2 separate regions of the Homo sapiens genome follow, and region 2 is linked to region 1. A link is a contact called in ENCODE POLR2A ChIA-PET data. All regions are on one chromosome and are shown on one strand. Each heading gives the region's core, a stretch centred on a gene start or an enhancer-like site at or near the end of the contact. The rest is flanking DNA. Distances are from core to core; before and after follow the strand shown. Region 1 overlaps CCN2-AS1 (CCN2 antisense RNA 1). Region 2 has its middle 21 kb from the start of LINC03002.

The links. ChIA-PET counts read pairs that join two places held with the same protein, here RNA polymerase II (POLR2A).
Region 2: POLR2A ChIA-PET joins it to region 1 with 15 read pairs in AG04450. The contact joins two enhancer-like sites. POLR2A ChIA-PET finds 5 or more read pairs at or near these places in 2 of 52 experiments (AG04450 and naive thymus-derived CD4-positive, alpha-beta T cell).

Annotation. Positions count from the first base shown.
Region 1 is chr6:132,059,486-132,063,053 of GRCh38, forward strand. All of the region lies in intron 2 of CCN2-AS1 (CCN2 antisense RNA 1), which reads left to right. Among named protein-coding and RNA genes, the nearest start is that of MIR548AJ1, 54 kb to the right of the region's middle. Within about 2 kb of position 1,291, at least 2 of the 41 ENCODE cell types and tissues checked have a DNase peak (open chromatin) inside an H3K27ac peak, as active enhancers do.
Region 2 is chr6:134,517,478-134,521,027 of GRCh38, forward strand. No RefSeq gene overlaps it. Among named protein-coding and RNA genes, the nearest start is that of LINC03002, 21 kb to the right of the region's middle. Within about 2 kb of position 2,159, at least 10 of the 41 ENCODE cell types and tissues checked have a DNase peak (open chromatin) inside an H3K27ac peak, as active enhancers do.

The DNA.
Region 1 (3,568 bases), core at 41-2,540:
AAAACACATTTATTGAGCACCTACTATGTGTACACCTTCATCAGCATCATTGTCCTTAATACTGGCAACTATAGCTATCATATTTACAGCATATGGATAAGGAAACAGTTCAGGAAGATCAAACCACTTTATATGTCAGAGCTAGAATTCAGACTCAAGTGTGATTTCCATTCATGTGTCATGACCACGATACCATGATGCCTCTTCACCCAGAAGTTCATAGTCGAGCCCGCTGTGATGTTCATGAACATTTGCTGGCACTCTCATGACGATGATGTAAAAGATTTTACACACAATAGTCAGAAATGATGTAAGAAAAAAATGAAGTTTTAAAAAGTATCTTCATGGAATTCATAGTCACAGAAACATTTTCATAAAAGGAGGCTCTTAATTATATTTTTAAAACTCTATACCCTACCCACTTATTCCTTGTGATGTTTATCAGGACTGGACTAGATGAATATGGCAGAGATAAAGCTATCACTTAAGGTTCCTGCTTAAAAGGATTTTATTATTGTACTGGACACTAATGTATTTGACATTGTTTAATTTTTAAAATCTATTTCTTAAAAGAAAATAGTTTTAAAACAGCCTTTAAGGATAGGACTGTAAGTATTGTCATTTATAAAGTGTCATTTATTTTAAACATGTAAAATTATTGGCCCTCAGATACCTTATATTTAATCCTTTTAACAACTCTTCATAGTAAGCAGTAATTTTCAAGTTTTACAAATAAGAATCTCATGGACTGTAGAGGTTAAGCATAGGCACCAGTGTTTAAACCAGTCTTACTCTAAAATACAGACTGCTCCCCCTATACCACACATTGCTCCTCTGATTCCACACATTGTTTTCTCAAATCCTTGAATAAGGGTTATTATTGAGGCTATTAAGAATGATTGCCAACATTGACTTGAACTAGAAATGTCAGAATGAACAATAGAATGAAAAAATGACAGTTTTGTTTTTTACTTTTTTTTTTTTATTTTTAACCACTGGGTTAGAATAGCAGAAGGTAGAATTAAGAGAACAAAAAGTAATTTTCAGTGGTAATATGCTGACTGTATCAAGAGTAGCAGGAATGATACTATCAAGGAAGAAAAGAATAAATATTTCAGCAGACAATTAATCTATCTCAGGGCTAACAAATCTAAAACAAATATACCATCAATAATACTCTATTTCCATTTCCTGGCTGGAAAGAGCTACACGAGCATATAACTTTGAATTGTTTTGTAAGGCCAGGTGACCTGCAGCTGGCTCATGGTTAACTGCTGGAGCCTCACTGAAGATGTAAATACTGTTCCGCAGCTTTGTGATACATAGCTAAAGACCATAAATGTGTATGTAATGAGTCAGAGAGCAGCAGTTCATTACTTGGGGCCTTTGTCACATATGCATCATATGAATACTGAACGACAATGATTTGCATGGAAAATCAGTTTAATGACAGAGAAACAAATACATAGTGGTTGTGAGCTTTCAATTTTGTGTCTAAAAAACGGATTCTAATCTCTTTTGTGCCATTTATTGGCTGTGTCTCTTTTCCTATCAGTGGGATGTACATAAGGGTCTTGGGATGGGTTTATTGTATAAGCTAAATAAAAAGAGGTATGTAAAACATGTGGCATGGTGCCTAGAACAGAGTAAGGCATCAACTCGTATCTGCTATTAGTACTGATGTCAAAAGATGTGGCATGCTGTTGTCTGGCTCCTCTTAAAAGGAAATTAAAACCTAAATTTGTCTCATGTGAGTATTCATCTCATATGATTGACCCCATAAGGCCACTAGGAAAACCGAATGGGAAAAAAACCCAGCATCTCACTTGTAGCTCCAGAGGAATAGGATTTGGGTTTGGGCTGTTCTCTTTGGTCCCTTTTAATCTGACCAACCTGATGCTTCACCAGCATAAAACTACTTTCTCCCAAGGTTTTCATTTGCAGAAACAGGAAGACCCTTGAGACCAATAACTGGTTATTTATTTTTAAATGTTCTAAAATAAAAATAATAGTGTGAGGCTTTTGCTTGAGCTTTCTTTCTGAAATGACCCTTGACAGGAACTGGAAATAGTTCTTGTCAATGCAGCCATTATCTCTCTTGTGACCAAACGGGATGTGGGAGGTAGGGTGGAATTTCTGAGTTCTTTGTACATAGGAATAAAATGTCTGTCATTTAGTTAAAATAAATTATTGATTTTTAAATCAAATTAAAATATTGAGTCACACAAGCAGGTACTGTACTTGAATTTTCCCTTATTTGTAAGAACTGTTTTTCACTGCTTTATGAATAGTGGGGAAAAATAAGGGGATATAAATAACAAAAACATGTTTTGGGCTTCATGAAACCCAGAAGGCAATTATAGGACACTCTGAAGAAAAAGTTTAAATTACCATAATTTCCCAGGAAAATAAATGATCCACTTTCTTGCCTTATCAGGTAAGCAAGCTGACAAAATGCTTTAAAAACAACTTTGGGATACTTAGTTTCCCTTTCCACTGGAGGACTGTGCACAAAGCTCAAATTATGCTTTCCATACCCCAGTGCTTTCTCCTCTTCCTGGGAACAAGGGTGTTAAGTGTCCCCAGCATCACTCAGGGATTGGGCTTGAGAAAGTCTTAGGAGCAAGACAAATGATTGATTTTGCTGGAAGGGAAACAGAAAAAGCCGGGCATGAATTTAAGTGGAATAATGACAGATCGCTTTAGCGGATCAAATGATTGATTTTCTTCAGGGATTAAGAGATGATTCAATTTGGGATTACTGTATTATTGCTTCTAGATCTGCAAAATATACGTGTCCGTGGCCTGAGGGTAAAGAAAGTAAAATAATGGGTCGTATCACATACATTTCTTGTTTAAATTTCCTCCAAAGCTTTAATTATTTCAGGAATAAATACCTCCTCCTCAGTATGAGAATCTGGGGTTTTCTTGCTCTGGCCCCTACATACTTATCCTGTCTCTTTGGTGGTCTTTCTCTCCTTGCATGCTATATGACATCAGAAGCAGTGACATCACTGTACTACCCCAGAAATGGGCCTCTCTGCCTTTGAATCTCATACACCTTTTGTCCAGAACGCTTCCATCTCCCTTACTTCCCTTTATTTCCTAGGCTAACTGATAAATCATTATTTAAAACATTCTACTTAGCCCTGAATCTGGGTTGTATGTACTTTCTATGTGCTCTCAAAATATCTCTTTATTTTTCTCAATCATTACGTTTATCATAGTATATTGTAATCATGTCTTGACTTTGATTTAATTGGTGTTAGGTCAGGCACGGTCAGCGGTCTATTTAAAAAGCTCCCTGGTGATTCTGATTCACAGCCAGGATTATGACCCACTGAACTGGACTGATAGCTCCATGAAGATAGGACAGTTGACTGTCTAGTTCACAGTTATAAGCCCATTTTCTAGCTCAGTGCCAGAAACACAGCAAATGCTCAAGAAACATTTGATCTATACATCAAATGTCTTTGTATCTCCAGTGTTTGTACAATGTTAAGCACAATTGTTTGTTGAGGGAGTAAATGCATAAATATGTTAAATTCTACAAAGAACCCATACATTA
Region 2 (3,550 bases), core at 909-3,408, 2.5 Mb after region 1:
TCAGAACTCAGCATGAGTGCAGTGAGTGCGGCAGCCAGCTCCCAAAGGGGATGGCCTCAGCATAGTTTCCAGCTCTCGGCTCTCTTAACAGGAAGGCGTTGCGGTGTCGCAGACACAATCTGAAGTGGGGGTTCAAACAGACACAACTTCACATACTGGTTTTGCAACTTGCTGGCAAATGAGTGAATTTTACTCAATCCCAATTTTTCTCATCTGTAAAACAGCCATAAAATCGACCCCCACTGCCTCTTCCTCACCCCTCCCACAGACAAAGGATTTTTTTTCTCTTTTTTTCTATTCAGTCTTCACTGAACTAACATTTGCACGCCAAGCACCATTAAGTATTTTGCAAAGATTGTCTCATCTAATTCTTGTCAGTAAAGAAGTTTCATTTATGATCCTCATTTTATAGTGAAGAAACTAGGAATCAGTTGACTTAAAAATGACCTGCCTAAAGTCACACAGGTAAGAGGTGGAACCAATTTCCCACTGAAGAAGTGTGCCTGGGAGCCTGAGCTCGTAACCACCGCTTGTGACGATGACAATGCCTGGCAGTCGTCATCCTGTCTGGCCCATGGATGAAATTTAATAGAAGTTAATTCTGCATTTCCTCTTTTCTTAAAGAGCTATGAATTGGAGCTGAGGCCTGGCAGTCAGAAAACCAGGATTCTAGTGGGCTGGTAAATCACTTCTATTTCCTTGCAGCATAATGAAAGCATGGGATCAGATCACTCTCCTTAAGCGTTTCTTCTGGGCTGAATGAATTTGTACTCTCTACAGGTCTGAATGCTTGCTCTAAACAGAAAATAAGTTAGTTGTTCCCTAAAATTTTATGAAAAATTTATATTCGTTTCCATCATCTGAGTTTGTTTTGATATTTAAAACATAGATATTATGTCCTACCTAAACCTCTCTCCATGCACTCACTCACACTCACCTCATCCCATCTCGCAGTCTTGTGTGTTCCTTTACTCCAGGCACACCTAATTCATGGCTGCACATTCCCAAGGGCACCCTAGAAGGGGCACTCTCTTGGTTTGAAAAGCAGAGGTGTCAGTAGGTTTCATCAGGTCTCTGTACCTACACAATTCTATTACTCTGTTAACCTATGTGATGTGGAGGTTTATGACATAGAAGTTCTCCCCAGACTCGACCATGAACTTCCCAAACTCATCCAGAACTGAACCACCTTAAAACACGCTCTTTTGATATCTTGCCAACTTGGCAGATAAGACCGGATTTTCTACAAATTAAAAAGTGGTGATGGTGATGTGTTTGTTGGTGATGATGCTGATAAAATATGACCACTTCTTTATACGAGATGATTTCTTATAAAGGCAAATGAAAATTTTGTATCACAGTTGGAAACCACTGGACCATCAAGTACACTTGAAGGGCAAGAAAGATAAATTTACAGACAAAACTAAGGATTGTTTTTATATTATGTATTTCTCTGTCATCTGCCCACACCTGAAACCCAATTAACATTCAAGGGAGAATGAGTTTTGTTCAAGCCATTTAGAAGAGTAAAAGGAAAAGTAAATTTTAATAAGCCAGTATTTTTCTCTTGACACAAAGATTAGCAGAATTTGGGAATAATGTTTAAAATAAGTGTTATAGGCTGGGTGCGGTGGCTCATGCCTGTAATCCCAGCACTTTGGGAGGTCAAGGTGGGCGGATCACCTCAGGTCAGGAGTTCGAGACAAGCCTGGCCAACATGGTGAAACCCTGTCTCTAATAAAAACATAGAAAATTAGCCGGGCATTGTGGTGGGCACCTGTGATCTCAGTTACTCAGGAGGCTGAGGCAGGAGAATTACTTGAACCTGGGAGGTGGAGGTTGCAGTGAGCCAAGATCACGCCATTGCACTCCAACCTGGGCAACAAGAGTGAAACTCCATCTCAAAATAATAATAATAAGAAGTTGTTATAATATATGGAATGTATATTGCAGCATTATATTTTAAAAACAAACCATTACAAAAACACTGTTAATTTTGGAAGGCACATTAGCCAGTAGGGTTGAAAGATTTAATGTTCCAGTAATAGGAGTTTGGAATTCCAAAACACAGAGAAATTGTCACTTTTATTGTTTTGCTTAGTCTGGTTTTATTTCAGGAAGTTAGGAGACACTGGGCCCGACAGCGCAGATGACAAGCCGTGATGCAAATGCTTCCTATCTATGAGACAGGAAATGCTCTCAGACCCTGCACGTAACTCCCTGCAAAGTTTGCTCTTTGTTTTTGGTACATCCATTTGCTTCTTTGTGCTTAATTCTATGTATTGTGTACAGATGAGACAAAGAGAAAGCTGCAGTTATAGGACAGTATATGCCTTCTAAAGAAATTGCTCTTACATTATCAAGGAACAAATGAAGAGGTTTACTGATTTATGAGGAGACATTTGGTATAAACTGAAGGACTTGCTACAGTAGCCATATAAAGGACCTCATAATGAAATTTTTCAGGTCACACACACACATACGCACGCATGTACGTATATGCACATATACAATTGTTTTTCAAGTGGTTTCAGATTTTTCAAATGCAGTCACTAAAGATCAATTCTAGCAATGAATACATTTTGAATTTGTACCCTCTGAGCTCTTACCATTTTGGTCATGCAGACCTTGAGAATTAAGAACCCAGAATATTTTTCTTCATAATTTTGACACTGATTCATCCTATTTTTTTTTTTTTTTTCAGGGAGGAAGGGGGTCACAGGGTCTCGCTCTGTCACCCAGGCTAGTGTGCAGTGATGTGCGATCATAGCTTGCTGTAACCTCAAACTCCTGGGCTCAAGTGACCCTCCCGCCTCAGCCTCTTGAGTAGCTGGGACCACAGGAACGGGCCACCACACCTGGCTAATTTTTTAAAATTTTTTGTAGAGACGGGGTCTCACTATGTTCCCCAGATTTGTCTTGAATTCCTGGTCTTAAGCAGTCCCCCTGCCTCGGCCTCCCAAAGTGCTAGGATTACAGCCAGGAACCACTGCACTGAACCATGATTCATCCTGTCTTTGAATCTGCCCACCTGGAAGTGTTGTGTAAATTTTTCCGTAAAGACTGGACTTGGCTTCATTCAGTTCGACTATCAGATTCTTCACAGTGCCTCAGAGGTATGCTCTTACTGCTGCAAAAAAAAGCTGGGGGAGGAAAGTATTTTAAAATTATTGAATGATCCTTGCTTAAACTTGCAAATTTACAGTGGCCAGGAGCCACTGTACCACAAAATCATGGTAAAAAATTTTCCTCCTACTAGTACTTTTAATGAATTTATTACAATATTATTTCAAGCCCAACTAGAGAACTGGAATAGAATGATACATTTCATCCTGTTTGCTATACAGCCGGTTTTTATTACAAAAATCTTGTTTTTACTTTAGTTTCATTTTTAAGGCAAATATTTGGCCCCTGGTTGAGGGAGTAGCGTGTCAGCCCTCAGCATTTGAAAAGGGAATTGCATGTTGGTGGGGCCGTGCTCCCTCCCAAGCCTGTGGGAGAGGAGCCTTGCTTGTCTCATCCACTTCTAGTAGCCCTGGGCATTCCTTGA